Regions from separate parts of the Homo sapiens genome. Here region 1 is linked to region 2. Evidence: read pairs that join two places in POLR2A ChIA-PET (ENCODE). Cell type or tissue: PC-9. All regions are shown on one strand. Links, peaks and the distances in the headings refer to the core of each region. The heading gives the core; the rest is flanking DNA. Region 1 overlaps ACTR3 (actin related protein 3). Region 2 overlaps ACTR3-AS1 (ACTR3 antisense RNA 1).

Region 1 (9,973 bases), core at 33-8,032, 64 kb after region 2:
GTTAATATAGCCCTATGGTCAAAGTCTTGGATATATTCATATCTGGAGCAGATTAAGGAATTTTGCTAACTGACTTCAACTTCTTAGCAATCTTAAAATGTAAGCTTAAATATCTTGTAGGTGTCAGTGAAAGAGGAGTATGTTCATCTTGTGGCCACAATTCAGCAATTAGTGCAGATAAGAATGATCTTGTTTGAAGAGCAGTGGGGAAAAGCTGGGTAAATGAAGGAAGGTATATGTGGGAAGTTCATGTTTCTTCCATGAATTCTGTGCGTATTGTTTAATAATAATGCTGTTTCTTTTTTTTTTTTTGAGATGGAGTTTTGCTCTCATCGCCCAGGCTGGAGTGCAGTGGCATGATCTTGGCTCACTGCAACCTCCTTCTGCCTCCTGGGTTCAGGTGATTTTCTGCCTCAGCCTCCCAAGTAGCTGGGATTATAGGCGCCCACTACCACGCCCAGCTAAATTTTGTATTTTTAGTAGAGACAGAGTTTCACCATGTTGGCCAGGCTGTTGTTGAACTCCTGACCTCAGGTGATCCACCCACCTCATCCTCCCAGAGTGCTGGGATTACAGACATGAGCCACTGCACCGGCTTAATAATGCTATTTCTTTAGCCATCTCCAAAGGCAGAAATATTCACAATAGCTTCTTAACCAAAAAGCACTCATTGAAATTCTTATTCCTTGATGAGTCATGCTTTGCATGCTGTTTGAAGTAAGTACAACAGACATGCTCCTAGTGAGAAGTCAGACTCTTACTTAGACTTAGCGAAAGACTCTCCCTCCTTTCCTGCCTGCCAATTTTGTGTTGAAATATTGACTTTGGATTGCAAATACTATATTGCGGTGAACGAACTTTCAGGCTTATTGTAAAACACAGTTCAGAATTTTAGGCACAGAACGGAAAGGTCCTGTGGAGGACCTGCTGGCCATGCTTTCTGTGACAGCTATTTTTTAACCTAATTTTATAAGTGAAAAAACAGAATGAGAGAATTTAAATTACCTTTTTGATGCCGTCTACCTGGCAGGTGGTTCGATCTGCTATTTGGACCTGAGTTCTGTATTTAAGTCCTGTGTTCTTTCTGTTAACACTCCGGGGACTCCTGACTGCCTTTTCAGAACTTTATGTGTTGCTTCATTGTTGTTAGTAAAGTTAACTGTATTTCTGTTTAAAGAACTCTTACAAAAAAAAATCTCAGCCTTATGAATTTGATTCACCTAATTAGAGAAAACCCTCTGTGTAATCTTTACTTGGTTTAGGTTCCCCCCCCCCACCCCCCTGCCGATATGTGAATGCCTAGACTATTTCCTTGTTACTTTGCTTAAATTTAATCTCTAGAAAAAAATTACTCTCTAGGTTGTGTTTCTCAGGAAATAATAATAGCTAGCATTTATCGAGAATTGTATGTCAGCCCCTGTGCTAAATGCTTTATATTATCTCATTAACTTTCACAACAACCTGGAAAGTATTATCTTTGTTTTATAGGCTAGAAAATTTAGTCTTAAGAGAGGTTAAGCTACTTACCCAAGATACTGTAGCAAGTAAGTATGGCAGAGCCACTACACTAGATCTTCCTTCCGTAGAAGATGAACGTTTGACATGGCTTGGTGCATAGTAGGAATTCAAATCTTTGTTGTATGAATGAATGAACAAGAATTAGGAGTATGGTTTTTAAAAAAACTGTGCATCAGAAACACCCCATACCCAGTGACTCAGAATCTCAAGGGTTGGACTATGAATATTCATTTACATAGGCTTCCTAGATGATTCTTCAGCAGCCCATTCAAGGGCTAACTTTGCAGAAATTCTGAAACCTGGTATTGGCGGTGGAGTTGGAGCAGAAGAGATAAGTTAGGAAAAGATTGGTTTTTTCCTTTCTTTTTACGTTTCTTCTGGCAGTTATATTTCGTGTTATTTTATTTACGGGTAGCAAAGGCTTTGTAGTTATCTGTTGTTGAGTTCAAGCTCTATCACTTAATAGCTATATGACTTTATACACTTCAACCTCTGCAGGTCTTATTTCTTCCCATCTGTAATTTGGAGATGATAGTGTATACCTTATAGGTTTTTTTTGTTTGTTTTTGAGACTGGGTCTCTGTTGCCCAAACTGGAGTTCAATGGCAAGATCATGGCTCACTGCATCCTCAAACTCCTATGTTCAAGCTGTCTTCCTGCCTCAGTCCCCCGAGTAGCTGGGACTACAGGCACATGCCACCATGTGTGGCTACTTTTAAAAATTTTTTGTAGAGATGGGGTCTCACTGTGTTGCCTCAGGCTGGTCTCAAACTTCTAGCACAAGTAATCCTCTTGCCCTGACCTCTTAAAGTGTTGAGATTACAGGAGTGAGCCACCATGCCCAGTTTTGTTTTGTTTTGTTCTGTTTTTTGATAATGTGTGAAAATGGTTCAGCACAGTGCCTGGCACACAGTAAGGGCACAATATATTTTAAATATAATAATTGGTTGGCTTTCTTTTTTTTTTGAGTTTCAGTTCTTAAAGAAAGGAATACAGTGTGTTATGCTTATTTTCTTATCTCCTGCAGGCCTTGGCCTGCCTACCACACACAGTTCTCTGCACAGTCAAAATGTTTTTGCTGATTTGAGAGATTGAAGGAGGTATAGCTAGGACTTGGCAGTTGATTCCAGTGGATTGTAAATAGGCATCAATGAATAGTTCAAGATTGTAAGCCTGAGTGATTGGGACAATAAGGGAGTTAGTTTTAAGAAACTGAGTAAAATTGGAATTTGTTGTTGAATTTGGAATGATGATTTATAATTGGAAACATTCTAGAGGAAATTAAAAATACAGGACCTTTGGGAATGAAGGTGGATATTTGGGAATCATAATTTGTTAACTGAAGCTAATAAGATGAGAGCATTCAGAGAGAAAAGAACGGAAAGATTGAATATCAGTTTCCCTTCTTTAAAAAAATTGTGGATATGTGATCTAGCTTCTTGAGCATCACAGTGACTGATTGGCTCGTGGTAATTGATCGCTATGCTGACAATCTTATCTCCACCTATGTCATTCAATTTTCTAAGAGGCAAAATCCTTAATCAGGAGGAGAGTTTAGCTCTAGCTAAATTTCCCTTGTCCAGCATGCTCCTGCTCCCCCAACTTGTGGAAACAGCTAAAGGATTGGACTAGGAGCAGAAGTTTGGAATGGTTAAAATGTAGCAACATGTGTTTCCTGAAACAAAATTCCACTATAATAAAAAAAGCATTTGAATGCTCCCTTGTAATTCTGTTGGAGCTTGTTGCCTTTTTTATGACACAACCATAATCAGTGATAGACAGTAGCATAAAGAAGCAAGAGCAAAGCAATTAAGTAATAATAGCACTACAAAAATGTGTGCTGTAGCTTACCAAACACGACATTTATGAATTATTAGATAGGAGATAAGGTGATGTTATTGGATTGTTTTAAATTTAGTTCTTTGAAATAGGATAGTGACTAATATTAGTTTGTGTGCTGATTTTATAACTTTATATGGGCCTTTATATCAGGAAACAACGTAACCTACATAATTGACTAATACCAGAGCAAAAAAAAGAAAAAAAATTCTAGTTTTTTTAAAGGACGATTTTGCAGAATTTTAATAATAATTTTGTTTCAGAATTTTCAAAATTCTTTCCAAACTGTCGATTTAAACTCAAGCCATTCTTACATACTCCTTGGAACCAGGAAAGGAATAGCTTGAATTTGTGTGGCCAGATGTTATTTTTTTTTTTTTTTTTTTTTTTTTTGAGGCAGAGTGTTGCTCTGTCACCCAGGCTAGAGTGCAGTGGCGTGATCTTGGCTTGCTGAAACCTCCGTCTCCAGGGTTCAAGCTATTCTTCTGCCTCAGCCTCCCGAGTAGCTGGAATTATAGGCACCCGCCACGATGCCTGGCTAATTTTTGTGTTTTTAGTAGAGACCGGGTTTCACCATATTGGCCAGGCTGATATTGAACTCCTGAACTCAAGTGATCCACCCGTCTCGGCCAGATGTATTCTTTCAGCTTTCCTTCTGCTCCCCAACCCTAATACATACCTGAGAAGAATATTCATCTGTTCGGATACTCAACATGCCATGTTTTCCTCCTGCCGAAGGACATTACCTAAACGTTTTATTTTTAAACATTTTGTCCTTGCTTTAAGACTTTGTGTCATTTGTGAAAATGCAATGCTCTTGGGAAGGGTTTCTGTGCTTTTCAGTATTTAGTGTAAAGGAGAGGTTACAATGAGGAGGATAAAAGTCCTAGAGAGAGAATTAGGGTGCAGAAGACCTTGTAGTTTAGGGTTGGCTTAATCTACTGTAAACATGTAAACCATGTTTTTAGTATTAGTGTATGACAGGACACAAGTGTTTGCCTAGTTATAGAGATTATTTTAGTTAAATCTAGTGTGCTTCTGCTATAAGCATTTTTAAAATTCAGTTACTCAAGGGTACAAATATAGCATTTAATGTGTATTTGTGAAACTTGCTTTAGTAAATTAAGGGAAATGCCTAATGACTCACACAGAATTATAGAGCTGAAAAGGGATTTTGAGAGATAATTTAATCCAGTCTTCATTTACAAATGAAACAGAGGCTCAGAGTTGAGAAATGTCTTTTGGGAGTGTTCCTAATTATTAATTGATAGTATTGTTGAGTTCTCTTAAATTTTCTTGTGAGTTCACATTTATGAGTTAATAGTTGAAATTAAGTAATTGGAATAACATAATGTATTTTATTTATAGTTAAAGTAGTTTTAGTTGAAGCCTACATCAGAATTCTTCAGTGTTTCGTTGTAATGCAGAGGCATACTGTATGGCACACATGAGAAACTAATTTTATGTTTCCCAATAATAATGTTTTAAACCAAGTTTAGAGATATTTTAAAAGTTGTGCTCTGTAGGTGCCAGGACAGATGACTTTCATAAAATGAATGCTCTCTTTAAAAAAATTTTTCTTTATGGTTTCAGAGATTTATATCTTTGGATTTTAATTATTAAAGATGTATTAAATGGGATGTGTACCAATCAGCCATTTCAAGGCCCTTTGCACGTTTTGTTTTGGATGTTATTACCTTTTCAGAAGCCCTGTGAGGTAGTTACTGTTATAAATAATCCCATTTCAAAGATAAGTAGTAGATTTAGAATTTTAGTCCTGGGGTAGTCTCATTCCAGAGCTCACTGCTCTACTGTTCCCTAATTGAGATACATCCAAGGAGAGTGGTCAAATTATTAGTCCAGTTTTTAAGAGTGTCCATTTTATACATACTTAAACCCAAAGCTACTAATTTTTAGTACAAATATGAAACATATAGGGAGGTCTTAGTGACCAGTTCACTGATTTGATTAACCTATAACACATTAAAGTGAAATATGGATTTGCTTACTGCTTATTTGAGTATTGCAAGGACTGATAATTGCTGATAAATTCAGGGCAGCTCAAGGAAATGATGCTAATTACATATATCTTCAAAAGGAAGGCATACATATTTCTGAAGCTGCAATTTGAAAATGAATAATCTCCACTGATGCATTACTTACTGTAATTATTTTACTCACTATGTATTATGTGCTCATTAATGACTGCACAAAACACATATGAAAGTAAAAAAATAGAAGAACTTAAAGTAATCAAGTATTTATTTCAGTCTCAGTTCTGTGCTGAACACTATGGTATATACAAGAAAACTAAGGCATGATTTTATACTTGAGGTTTACAGTTTAGTTTCAAAGATGAAACTAATATGTGTGAAATAATTATGGATGGCTTACTAGCATTTAATTGTTTGGGCAGATTAATAAGGGCTGTAGTATTTGGAGGATGATTTATGAAGAAGCTGAACTTGATCAGATCCTTGGAAAAGCATAAATAGGATGTGATAGATATATGGGAAGAAGGACTTCAAATCTAGGATGTGAGCTAAATTGAAAGCTCCATAGTGGCAGGGATTATTTCTTTTTTGTGCATTCTCTATTCAAGTGATAGCGTCCTGCATGATATTTAATAATGCCCAGCAAATATTTTACTGATAAAGGGAAGTCATGAAGGAGTTTCAAAGTATTTGGGGGATGGGTCAGTTAGGAAATTGCCCTGCCTGGAATTCAGATATTTCTGTTGGGAGCTGTGGGACAGCAAGTAGTTTATTTACTCATCTTGCCTTATTTCAGAAGGATTTTAAATGGGGCAGAATGGTTTGCGATTTATTTGATAGACAGTAGTGGATTGTGTAGATCATTAAGCAAAAGAGTGATAAAAGGTAAATTTATGCACTATTAGTCTGGGTCTAGTATTTTACTTTATACAGCTTTATTGAGTTATAATTCACATACTGTAAAGTTTACTCTTTTAAAGTGTGTAATTGAGTAGTTTTTAGTATAGTCACAAGGTTGTGCAACTATTTCCAGTCAATTTCATTTTTTTTTAATGCCTGGATGCCACTTATTGGAATCCAATCAATTTTAGAACATTTTCATGACCCCAAAAAACCCTACACCCAGTAGCAGTCACTCTCCGTTACCTCTACCCTCAACCCTTAGCAAACACTAATTTACTTTCTGTCTTTATGGATTTGCCTATTTTGGCCATTTCATGTAAATGGAATCATACAATTTGTGGCTTTTTGTGACTGATTTCTTTCATGGGGCAAGTGCTGACTGCTGTAGTCGTTGTCTTCAGTGGTGATGGACGTATAGCAAAGGGACTGGGAAAACGTTGAGAATCTTTGAAAGCAAAATTAAAGGAATGGGTAGAGGGATAAAGGAAGGCCTATGGATAAAGGAAAATCATCTTGGGAAGGAAATGTTTACCAAATACTTAGTGAGTTTTATTCACTGTTAGGTCCTTTAATCCTTATGACAACCTCATGAATTTAGTTTTATTCCCGATGCATTAGGGATAGTCTATGATCACAGGATCACAGGCTAGTAAATGGTGGAACAAGCATTCAGTCATGTCTTCTTTATTTCAAGGTTCATGTTCTCCCCACTAGTGAAAAGGAGTTAAGATTTTAAGGTTTAGGCTTGAAGGGACCAGGAGAATGTTTCTGTTGACACACAGAGTAGGCGTCCAGGTTCTTCACTCAACAGTCCATCAGTATTTTTGTGTCAGGTTAAACATTGACTTGCATGTCATGAGAAAAATGTTGGAGGGAATTGGAAAAGTTTTTTAAACCATTGCTGTTTATCTTTATAGCTAATATTGTCTTACTCTACTTGACAAATTTCCCTGTGAATCAGCCACTGCATTCTTGTTTTAAAAGTTTCTGGCTGGGCACGGTGGCTCATGCCTGTAATCCCAGCACTTTGGGAGGCCGAGGCCGCAGATCACCTGAGGTCGGGAGTTTGAGACCAGCCTGACCAACACGGAGAAACCCCATCTCTACTAAAAACACAAAATTAGCTGGGCGTGGTGGCGTGTGCCTGTAATCCCAGCTACTTGGGAGGCTGAGGCAGGAGAATTGCTTGAATCCAGCTACTCGGGAGGCTGAGTCAGGAGAATCGCTTGAACCTGGGAGGCAGAGGTTGTGGTGGGCCAAGATCGCGCTGTCGCACTTCAGCCTGGGCAATAAGAGCGAAACTCTGTTTCAGCAACAACAAAGTTTCTAACACCAAATTACCTTTTTGGGCTTTGGTATTGTATGACGAAAACTGGGTAAGCTGAGAATTAAGATATTATGGGAGTAGGCATTGGGATCAATTAGTAAACTCTGTTTTCATTTGGGATTTATTTGGTAATCATATCTTACATAAAATTATATAAGATGTACTTTATTTTTATGATATGGTAAGAGTATAAGCAAGTCATTCATATTAAGATAGAATTATTTGAACTTTAGTGGTTGTCAGTGTTAAGGTTTTGGAAAGAGTTGTGCTAGATCATTAAAGTCTCTTCTATCCTTAAGCTCTGGGGTCTTATATTTATTTTGTTATATCATTTCATTTGTTGAACTATTGAAAGTTAAAACTTGTTCCGTATGTAGAGGCACAGGCAGAGTAGATTTAGCATCATTCTTAAGGGCCCTATAATTTTCAGAATTGTAATGGAACATTGGCTTCAAAGTCACCACTATATTAGCCCCTAGCAAGAGAGTGTAATTGTACATGTTTTAATGTACAAGCATTTGCAATTTGTAAAATTAAAAATAATATCCAAGGCAAAGGATGTTAATGCTTTTACAATGCAGGCATAAGTTGTTTTACTACTGAAAAAGATTCTATTAATGGATTTCTTTTAGGTAGGTACAATCAATAATATAACAGATACCTGCATTTGTTAGAATTATGACCCGTGAACATTTAATTATACTTACTTTATCTTTCTTGTTTTAAGGAACAAAAGAGCATTATTGATGACTGTCCCCAAATCCACTTCCCCTTTCCTCAGAGGCAGTTACTGTTGTGACAGACTCGCCTTTTTTTTGGTATAAAACTCATCTTTCTTTTGCTGTTGATTTCTGCCAGTCCAGCCTCCTCTCTCACCTAGCCTTCTTATATTTCTACTATTATTCTTCTAGTCACCAAGGCTTTGATAGCTTCAAAAGTGCTTTTGAATTCTTTTCTCTATATTCCTTTCTCTAAGCAAGTTGTTTTTCTTTTTTTTTTTATGTAAAATGATGTATTATATATTTTATACAAGCAAATTGAGTACAGCTAAACCTCAGCTACAGGATTTTAGAGTACAATAGCAAGTTGTTTTTTAAGTCCCTTACCATCTCCCTTTCGCAGCCAAAATCAGCATTGTAGATTTTTTTCATTACTGCCATAGTAAGAGCTTTTCTATATATTTAACTTGTTTCTCTAGATCACAAAGAGACATTTTTGGTTTAGTTTTTTTTTTTCTTTTTGGAGACAGAGTCTCGCTCTGTCACTCAGGCTGGAGTGCAGTGACGTGATCTTGGCTCCCTGCAACCTCTTTCTCCCGGGTTCAAGTGATTCTCCTGCCTCAGCCTCCTGAGTAGCTGAAATTACAGGTGCCCGTCACCACGCCTGGCTAGTTTTTGTATTTTTAGTAGAGATGGGGTTTCGCCGTGTTGGCCAGGGTGGCCTCAAACTCCTGACCTCAGGTGATCGCCCGCCTGGGCCTCCCAAAGTGCTGGGATTACAGGGATGAGCCACTGCTTCTGGCCACAACATGGTGTTTTGATATAAGTAAACCTTGTGTCATGAGTCTTACAATCAAGCTAATTAATGTATTTGTTACCTGACATAGTTACCTTTTTTGTGTGATGACACTTAAGATCGCCTTTAGGCAAATTTCAACTGTAAAATACTGTATGTTATTAACTGTGGTTACTATGCTATAGCTTAGATCACTAGTACTTATTCATCTTATAACTGGAAACTTGTATACATTGATCAACAGCTCTCCAATTCCTCCATTTCCCAATACCTGGCAACTGCCGTGCTACTTATTTATCAGGTTCTATTTTAGATCCCCATATATGAGTACATTGTTTTCCTTATCTTTGATTTTCAGTGGTTTGTGCCTAAGTGTGGTTTTCTTTATATTTATTCTGCTTGGGTGTTCTTGAGCCTCTTAAATCTCTAAATTTCTGTCTTTCACTAAATTGGGAAAATTTTTAGCTACTATTCCTTTTTATTTGTTTGTTTCTGAGACTGAGTCTTGCTCTGTTGCCCAGGCTGGAGTGCAGTGGCGCAGCCTTGGCCCACTGCAACCTCTGTCTCCCAGGTTCAGCAATTCTTGTGCCTCAGCTTCCTGAGTAGCTGGGATTACAGGCTTACACCACCATGCTCTGCTAATTGTCTTTTTTTTTTTTTTTTTGAGACGGAGTCTCGCTCCGTTGCTGGGCTAGAGTGCAGTAGCGCGATCTCGGCTCACTGAAACCTCTGCCTCCTGGGTTAAAGCAATTCTCCTGCCTCAGCCTCCCATAATTTATTTTTAGTAGAGATGGAGTCTCGCCGTGTGGGCCATGCTGGTCTTGAACTCCTGGCCTCAAGTGATCTACCCACTTCGGCCTCCCTAAGTGCTGGGATT
Region 2 (9,973 bases), core at 1,330-9,329:
AGGCAAAATTGCCCAGTGGCTGAAACAACAGGCTATGGATACAGTCAATGCATGTTATAAATCCTAGTTCTTTCAATTAACTAGCTGTGGGTCATGGTACAACTTCTCTTATCTGTTTCCTCCTCTCTAAATTGCAGACAGTCACTATGTCATGGGGTTGCTATACATATTAAATACCTGTAACTTATAATATAATTTCCCATGTAAACTCCATCATCAAGCAACATCTGAACTCTGCATGGGGGAAGGCTCTTCTCTCCTTGTCCACTAAGCACTTGATATTTGTGTTTGTAATTATATTACAGGTATTTTCATATCAGTATTGTCTTTATTGACATAAGCCCTCAGCAGTAGTGTATTAGTTTCCTACTGCTGCTGCAACAAATTAGCACAAACTTGTTGACATAAACCAACACAAATTTATTACCCTGTAGTTCTGGAGGTCAGAAGTTTGAACTGGGTCTCATGGAGCTAAAATCAAGGTGTTGGCAGGACTACATTCCTTCTGGAGGCTCTGGGGGAGAATCTGTGTTTTTTGCCTTTTTCTATTCCAATTTCTGCATTCCTTAGCTTGTGGCTCTTTTCCTCCATCTTCAAAGACAGCAGGTAGCATCTTCAAATCTCTTTCTGCCTCACTCTTTGGGCTCCCTCTTCTACTAAAAGGATCCTTGTGATTACACTGGGCCCATGCAGATAATCCAGGATAATCTCCTTATCTTAAAGTCAGCTCATTAGGAGCCTTAATTCCATGTGCAACCTTAATTCCTCCTCGCTACGTGTGTTAGTCCATTTGCATTGCTATAAAGGAATACCTGAGACTGGTTAATTTATAAAGAAAAGAGGTTTATTTGGGCTCTGCAGGTTGTACAGGAAGCATGGTGTAGGCATTGGTTTCTGGTGAGGGCCTCAGGAAGCTTCCAATCATGGCAGAAGGTAAAGGGGTGCAGGAGTGTCACATGGCAAGACAGAGAGGGAGCAAGAGAGGAAGGGGAGGTGCCAGGCTCTTTTAAACAACCAGCTCTCACAGAAACTACCAGAATGAGAGCTCACTCATTACCACGGGGTGGGTACCAAACCATTCATAAGGAATCAGCCCCTATAATTCAAACATCTTCCACCAGACCCCACCTCCAACACTGGGGATCACATTTCAATATGAGATTTGGAGAGGACAGGCATCCAAACTACATCACTATGCAACATAACATACTCATAGGCTCTGGGGACTTATGGATTCTTTTTTATTCATAGCTCCATTTTTCATACTGTCTTATCATTGCGTTGTGTCAAACTCTTCTAGGACTAACATTTCCAAATCTTGTGATATTCTTGTACGTAATACATGTTGTGCAATAAAAGTATATCTGGCCTGAAAGCAATAGTGATGATTTTTATTTTATTATTCATAAGTTATATAAGAAACACAGAACTCAAACTTTCAAGTGATATACTAAATATGTGGTAGAAAATAAATATCCATAGGACATTTTCCCCAGTCTTCCTAACAGTGACAAGATAGCAGCTGGAAGATTATGAGAAAGCAATAAATATTAAACACCAATGGAAACAGTGGCTGCCTAAAGGCACCCAGAGCACACGGTCGATCTTTACTAATGATTCTTCCCCAGACCTAAAGTTCTCTATTGGCACTACCCCTATAAAGCTTTAATGAGCTCTATTCCACTCCGATCTGGGAAGGGAGAAGTAAGAAAGGGAAGCAGAAATGTAGGTGTCATAAATATGAACAAAGACCCTGGAGTATGAGAAGGCAGCCTCAGCCACCCACCCAACCATCTCTAGTGCAAGAGGCCAATTCACACAGGGGCCACAGCCCAGGCTGCCAGGCTGACCTGTGCTAAAAGAGGCGTTCCCTGAAGGCTGCTGAATGGTCCCAGCTGGCCACAGCCTGAAACACTTCTTAATCTATCTGTCTCTAAGTAGAAAAGTCAAATAAAGTCATTAACATCTCTGCAATCTCTACAAGATTGATCGGCAGATTAGCAGAGGATCCAAGAGAATGGGACCCCAGCCTAGCAAAGAAGCAGGCAAAGTTCCCCAAAGGTATGTTGTAGGTAACCCTAGGCAGGGTAAAGGAACTGTGCACCAAAAGCATTTAAATAACTTCCTGGAACCCCCCACATCCTCATTTGCAGATACATAAAATTGGCATTAATGACCTATCACATGAAAATTGCTTCTACTTTCTGAATATGAATTAAGCATCAGACCTGGCACTAGGTACATGATAAGTATTATCACTAGTTCACTGGGTTCCTTTCAGCACCTACAATGAACAGAGAGGGCCAATTGCGGTGGCTCACGCCTGTAATCCCAGCACTTTGGGAGGGCAAGGCAGGCTGATCACCTGAGGTCAGGAGTTCAAGACCAGCCTGGCCAACATGGTGAAACCCTGTCTCTACTAAAAATACAAAAAATTAGCCAGGCATGGTGGTGGGCGCCTGTAGTCCCAGCTACTTGGGAGGCTGAGGCATGAGAATCGCTTGAACCCGGGGGGTAGAGGTTGCAGTGAGCTGAGATAGCGCCACTGCATTGCAGCCTGGGCGACAAAGTGAGACTCTGTCTCAATAACAACAACGACAACAAAACACACACACACACACACACACACACACACACACACACACACAGAGGGATCTGAAGCCAGAGAAGTTCAGTTACTTACCTAAGGGCACACAGCTGATACATTTCAGGGCTGGGATTCAAATTCAAGACTTCTGACTCCAGAGCCCTACCGTTCAACCAGGAAGTACCTTATACAGTCTTTTCCACAGATGGTTTCTTCCTCAGTGGGGGAGTGATTCAAATCATCAGCTCATCTTGTCCTACGACAAGTGGCTTTTTCTAGGTTTATTTGGGACAAATGCATAAACTAAAAGCTATGCAAGAATATCAGCAAGGGAAATAATGAATGAGAGCTAGGTATATTGCTCCATTCTGGATCTCCAGAAAGGGTTAACTTTTGGCAATTTAGCTGAAATGTGGGAGAACAGATGTGTAATACTTTATATCAACAAATACTTATTTAGTGACATCGCCAGAAACAAAGATGGCTTCTGGTATTTCACACCTAGCCTTCGGGAAGGCCTGTTAGACTTGATTTTCCTCTCTGCCTTGGAGAGACACGAAGTTGCTAAGCTACCATGGGGAAGGCAACTTCTGCTGTAATTGCTTTCCCAGTTTTGGTGCTGCCCTAGAATCTTTGGTTCTCCACGTTTGCTGAGTCATCTTCACACTGGCACCTAGAACAATGACAACGAACTGTAAAAGCATGTCACTGGGTACGTCATGACCATCCACCAAAGTCTAATTAGCTGGTGCTTTCACATGGGAGAGTACTTACTGTCTATAGCCACTGTGTTCTTGTAAAAACAGGCTAGAATTACTCCCTCGCTCTTTCTGAAAGAAACAGGGAGAGGGTTAGGGTTATTGTGTTGAAAGAGAACAGGACAATTACGGCCACAAAATCAAATCACAAGCAAAACCTCGTTGATACAACTCTATTTGGGGTTTTTTGTTTGCTTTTTAAACTTTTTATTTTAAATATTATTATGTAGTGGTTTTGAGTTTTTAAATTTAATTAATTAATTAATTTATTTATTTTGAGACAGGGTCTCACTCTGTTGCCCAGGCTGGAGTGCAATGGCATGATCTTGGCTCACTGCAACCTTCGCCTCCCAGGTTCAACCAATTCTCCGGCCTCAGCCTCCCCTGCAGCTGGGATTACAGGCATCTGCCACCATGCCCGGCTAATTTTTTGTATTTTTAATTGAGACAGAGTTTCACCATGTTGGCCAGGCTGGTCTTGAACCCCTGACCTCAAGTGATCCGCCCGCCTCGGCCTCTGAAGGTGCTGGCATTACAGGCGTGAGCCACCGCACCCAGCAGATCACCATGATAAGGATACAGAACAATTCCATCACTCCCTAAAAACTCCCTCCTGTTCTCCCTTCATACTCACCTGGCCCTAGCTTCCGAAAACCACTAACCTGTTCTTTCTTCCTATAGTTTTGTCTTTGAGAATGTCATGTGAACGGAGTCTGACAGCCTCTAATCTTGAACACTGGCTTCTTTCAGTTAGCATAATGCCTTTCTGATTTATCCAAGTTGTTGCAGGTATCAATACTTCCCTTTCTGGCTGGGCACGGTGGCTCATGCCTGTAATTCCAGCACTTTTGGAGGTGAGTCAGGGGGGATCACTTGAGGTCAGGAGTTCGAGACCAGCCTGGCCAACGTGGTGAAACCCGGTCTCTACTAAAAATACAAAAATTAGCTGGGTGTGGTGGCACACACCTGTAATCCCAGCTCCTTGGGAGGCTGAGGCAGGAGAATCACTAGAACCCGGGAGGCAGAGGTTGCAGTGAGCTGAGAGCACACTACTGCACTCCAGCATGGGCGACAGAACAAACCTCTGTCTCAAAAAAAAACAAACTTTCTTTCATTTTATTGCTAAATAAATTTTTTTGGTATTAAACTTTTTATTTTAACTATTATTATATAGTAATTTTGATTTTTTAAATTTTATTTATTTATTTATTTTGAGACAGGGTCTCATTCTGTCACCCAGGCTGGAGTGCAGTGGCACGATCTCGGCTCCCTGCAACCTCGGCTTCCCAGCTTCAAGCAATTCTCCTGCCTCAGCCTCTGCAGTACCTGGGATTACAGGCACATGCCACTACGCCCGGCTAATATGATGGCCGATGAATGTATCATCATCCTTAACATCTTAAAAGTTAATGTATTTATTAAATTGAGGTATAATTTATATACCATAAAATTAACCACTTTACTTTGGTTTTGAAAAAGAAGAAATGGATCACGTGATAATCCTCATCCTATAAAAAGATAACCTTTAAGCTGGAAACAGATTTCTGAACATGCCATGTTTGTCTAACTTTCTCTGGCTTCCTGCCCCTTGTTCTTCTGCCTTTGGAGAAAAAAAATCAAATTATTTCTATATTTGGAGAATTGTTCAGTACAAGTTCCTTCTCCATCTGCTTGCACTGATGTTATTAAAAAATGTTCACTCTTTTCTATTGATTTCATATTGGCTCTCTAACATTCTACATAGTATTTTTATTAATTAATTTTTTAAAGATAGGAATACTCATATTTTGCACAAAACACAAAGTGAAATACTGGAAATACTGAGGTAAGTCTCCCTTACCCTCTCTCTTCCAGCAACTCAGTTCCTTTCTGAGGCCAAAATTTTCTCAACTTTCTTAGGCATCATTAGAGAGCTATCCTATTAATTTACAAATATATACATATACCAATGTATACAAATATATGTATATAAACATATACAGAAGTATACAAATATATGTGTATATGTGCATACAAAATATAGATAGGTGCATAATAAAATAAATGCATATACATACATACACATATACCTTTTCCCACACACAAATAGGGGCATATTCTACCAAATGTTCTATGCTTTACTTTTTTCTGTTAATAATAACCCTATTCTTGGGATTCTTTCCAGAAAAGTACATTTATAGGAATCTATTGTGTCCATTTTACTATATTTTAAAAGTATATCATAATTTACTTAAAACCATCCCATTACTGGCCGGGTGCAGTGGCTCACACCTGTAATCCCAGCACTTTGGGAGGCCGAGGCAGGCGAATCACGAGGTCAGCAGTTCCAGACCAGCCTGGCCAACATGGTGAAACCCCGTCTCTACTAAAAATACAAAGATTAGCCAGGCATGGTAGCGGGCGCCTGTAATCCCAGCTACTCCAGAGGCTGAGGCAGGAGAATCACTTGAACCCAGGAGGCGGAGGGTACAGTGAGCTGAGACCGCGCCATTGTACTGCAGCCTGGGTGACAGAGGGAGACTCCATCTCAAAAAAAAAAAAAAAAAAAAATCCCATTACTGTTATGTACATTGCTTCCAAACTCTGCCCTTACAATGTCTTTTTTCTTTTTTTCTTTTGAGATAGAGTCTAAGTCTGTCGCCCAGGCTAGAGGGCAAAGGTATGAGCTCAGCTCACTGCAATTTCCACCTCCCAGGTTGAAGCGATTCTCTTGCCTCACTCTCCTGAATAGCTGGGATTACAGGTATGTGCCACCACGCCCGACTAATTTTTGTATTTTTAGCAGAGACGAGGTTTCACCATGTTGCCCAGGCTGGTCTGGAACTTCTGACCTCAAGTGATCTGCCCACCTCGGCCTCCCAAAGTGCTGAAATTACAGGTTTGTGCCACTACGCCTGGCCTGCTGCCCTTATAATGAATACGCAATTTTATTTAAACCATTTCACACATGTGAAACCAACTCTGTAGGACAATTGCTTATAAGCGGAATTTTTGATCAAAAAGTATGTACGTTTCTGCTTTTGAAGGGTATTGCCAAATTATCCTTCAGGGAAATTGCATCAATGTGCACTCTGTTAGCAATGGAGCACAAAGTTTCTACATAGTCTATGTATACGTAGTAACTATTATAACATAGTTTCAGACTAATTAATAATAAATATTCAATGATTAATATCAGGAAATTAGCATTAATGGTTTCTCAATCTTTATTTTCACAACATTAACATTTTTGAAGAGTGTTGGCCAGTTATGTCAAAGAATAGCCTTCAATTTGGGCCTGTTTTTTTCTGTAAAACAAAGAACCAGAGGGGGCGGGGCAGCATAAAAAAACAAAACAAAGAAACAAAAAAACAACAAACAGCCAACTGCAGGTGGGAGGCGGTGGCTCATGCCTGTAATCCCAGCACTTTGGGAGGCCGAGGCGGGCGGATCACCTGAGGTTGGGAGGTTGAGACCAGCCTGACCAACATGGAGAAACCCTGTCTCTACTAAAATGCAAAATTAGCTGGGCGTGGCAGCACATGCCTGTAATCCTAACTACTCGGGAGGCCGAGGCAGGAGAATCCCTTGAACCTGGGAGGCAGAGGTTGCAGTGAGCCGAGACTGTGCCACTGCACTCCAGCCTTGGCAACAGAGTGAAATCCGTCTCAAAAAAAAAAAAAAAAAGAGAGAGAGAGAGAAAGAAAGAGACAGTGAACGAGGACAAACAACTGTGCATGTGTATTTCCAGACCATTTTCAATTGGAATAAAAAATCCGACCTTTTCTGAATCCAAAGCCCTTCTTGATAATGAATATTCACTGTCGCCCTCCATATGCAAATAGCAAAGTTATATGATTATATGTATACTATAAAACAAAATGACCCTTCAAACTTTCTTATTATTTTATTTATTTATTTATTTATAGAGACAGGGTCTCACTATGTTGCCCAGGTTGGTCTCCAACTTCTGGGCTCAAGCAAGCCTCCCACCTCAGCCTCCCAAAATGCTAGAATTACACGTGTGAGCCACCACACCTGGCCTTGATGTTTTGATATATGTATCAAAACATATTGATACATATATCAATATGTGATTGTAAAATGATCACCACAACAAAATTAATTGACATATCCATCACCTCACATAGTTACCATTTTCATGGCTCACTGCAGCCTCAACTTCCTGCACTTGGGTGATCCTCCCACCTCAGCCTCCCGAGTAACTGGAACCATACATGCATGTCTCCCATCCTGGCTAATTTTGTAATTTTTGTAGAGATGGGTTTTCGCCATGTTGCCCAGGCTGGTCTCCAACTCCTAGGCTCCAGAGATCTGCCCTCCCTCAGCCTCCCAAAGTGCTGGGATTACAGGTGTGATCCACTGTGCCCAGCTTCTTTTTTATTCTTGTTTTTACTTTGCATTCTCTTTCCTTTTGGATATTTCTTCTTTCTTTTCTTTTCTTCTTTTTTTTTTGAGATGGAGTCTCGCTCTGTCGCCCAAGCTGGAGTGTAGTGGCATGATCTCGGCTTACTGCAAGCTCCGTCTCACAGGTTCAAGCGATTCTCCGGCCTCAGCCTCCTAAGTAGCTGGGATTACAGGCACGGGCCAACATGCCCAGCTAATATTTTTGTATTTTTAGTAGAGAAGAGGTTTCACCATTTTGGCCTGGCTGGTCTCAAACTCCTGAGGTCGTGATCTGCCCACCTCAGCCTCCCGAAGTGCTGGGATTACAAGCTTGAGCCACTGCGCCCGGCCTCTTCTTTCTTTTCTAACTTCTTGAATTGTATATTAAATGCTTAATTGACTTATCCTTAATATTTCTTTTTGGTGTAAACACATTTTAAGGCTCTATCACTCAAGATGAAACTTTAGCTGAGGGTGGCATAAAAGCAGATTTCCTGGGTCTGGATCCCAGCTCTTCACTTACTAGCTACAAGACCTTGGGCAAGTTATTTCATTGCTCTGTGCCTTGGTTTTTCCTTCTTGTTCAAATCACTTATTCTTTGTCCTTATTATGTTTTAAATAGTTCATCCATCATTATCTGATGTGCATGTGTCAATTCTCCCAGTTTGAGAATTAACATATTCCAGGACATTTTTTCTTTTTTTAGTGCATACAAGTACATGATGATTCTATCCTCTTGGTGAACTGTTCCTTATCAGGGTGTTGTATCCCTCTTTATTTTTTTATTTTTTATTTTTTTTAGACGGAGTCTCGCTCTGTTGCCCAGGCTGGAGCGCAGTGGCGCAATCTTGGCTCATTGCAACCTCCGCCTCCTGGGTTCAAACAATTCTCCTGCCTCAGCCTCCCAAGTAGCTGGGACTACAGGCACGGCTAATTTTTTGTATTTTTAGTAGAGACAGGGTTTCACCATATTAGCCAGGATGATCTCGATCTCTTGACCTTGTGATCTGCCCGCCTCGGCCTCCCAAAGTGCTGGGATTACAGGTGTGAGCCACCGCACACGGCCCCCTCTTTATTCTTAATAATGCTTTTTTGTCTTAAATTGTATTTTTGCAAATATTAGCATTTTTATACCAGGTTTCTCTTGTTTGGAATAGGTGTTGACAGGTTTACATTTTTTCATATCTTCATTTTCAAAGACACCCAGCTAGCGTGTGGCAAAGCCAGTTTTATTCCTGCATCCCCTAACCCCCAGTCTATTATTCTTTTTTTCGTGTCTCAATGTCTCAGGTCCACCTTCTTTCATGATTCAACATAAGTCACTCTTCACTTTGAGGCTCCCCCAGCAACTCAGTCTATCATGATTGCTTCCTCTTCTGAGTGCTCAATGTCCACAGTACCCATTTGGTCCTTAAAATCTTAAAAGTATGCTACCTTGGTTTTGTGTTGATCTCTATCCTGGAAGTTCCTTGAAAGCTACAATATGAATTATATCTCTTCTGCAGACTGCTCCAAAATTACTTTACTAAGGGGGGCTAGTGGTACAATCTGATTGGGAAGGGAGTGCGTAGGGGACTTGTCTGGAAGCTGCATTTGCATAGCAGACACTTCATTTTATTTGCAGTGATTGAGGGTGAGTGTTACAGAGTTTAGGAAGAGGTAAGCTAATGCCCCCGTATACCACTCTTTCAGCTGTCACTGACCTCTACCGGCTTGCCTATGATAGTGGTTTCCAACAAATTTAGCTGCTCTTCAAAATCACCAAGGGAGTAAGATTTTTTTAAGTACTTATTTTCAGATCTCCCTCCAGAGCCACTGAGTCAGAATCTCTTGAGTGGAGCTTGGGAACCTAGTGTTTAAGGAGCTCTGTTGAAATTCAAGACATCTAAGCACCTGGTCCGTAGGCAATAACTGCTTGTAAATACAGGATGGGTACCAAGTCGGGAAGCAGAAAAGCTTTAATTGACATTCTATAATAATATATAAGAAAGTGATATCTGTTTCCAAACTCCCATTGCTACAAATGGTTTAGTGTAAAATAAGCTCTATTCAATCCCATTTAGTAAGCATTTCTATATGAAAGAGGCATATAATAATAACAAAAGTAATATCTGACGTCCGCTGAACACCTAATACACACCAGCACTTTGTCGAATGTTGTATGTACACTGTCTCATTTATTATTCACCAGGCTTCTCTGTGTGCTCTATAATCAGGGTCAACTTATCCATTAGGCTCACT

Evidence for each region. Peaks named below come from ENCODE experiments on the same cell type or tissue, not always from the same donor. Only the 100,000 strongest peaks of a DNase experiment are listed, where the experiment ranks them.
Region 1: POLR2A ChIA-PET joins it to region 2 with 12 read pairs; 12 of 35 experiments call an interaction of 5 or more read pairs at or near these places.

The regions. Positions count from the first base shown.
Region 1 is chr2:113,893,795-113,903,767 of GRCh38, forward strand. All of the region lies in intron 1 of ACTR3 (actin related protein 3), which reads left to right. Among named protein-coding and RNA genes, the nearest start is that of ACTR3-AS1, 7.8 kb to the left of the region's middle. RefSeq lists a silencer at 8,324-8,413. In PC-9, for the core only: no CTCF peak of the experiment used is centred there; a DNase peak (open chromatin) is centred at 747; H3K4me3 peaks cover 1,028 bases; H3K27ac peaks cover 1,658 bases.
Region 2 is chr2:113,828,169-113,838,141 of GRCh38, forward strand. ACTR3-AS1 (ACTR3 antisense RNA 1) reads right to left here. Exons shown (of 5, transcript NR_110174.1): 4 at 3,362-3,417; 5 at 3,015-3,260. Among named protein-coding and RNA genes, the nearest start is that of ACTR3, 57 kb to the right of the region's middle. RefSeq lists an enhancer at 2,608-3,807. In PC-9, for the core only: no CTCF peak of the experiment used is centred there; DNase peaks (open chromatin) are centred at 3,103 and 6,053; H3K27ac peaks cover 1,241 bases.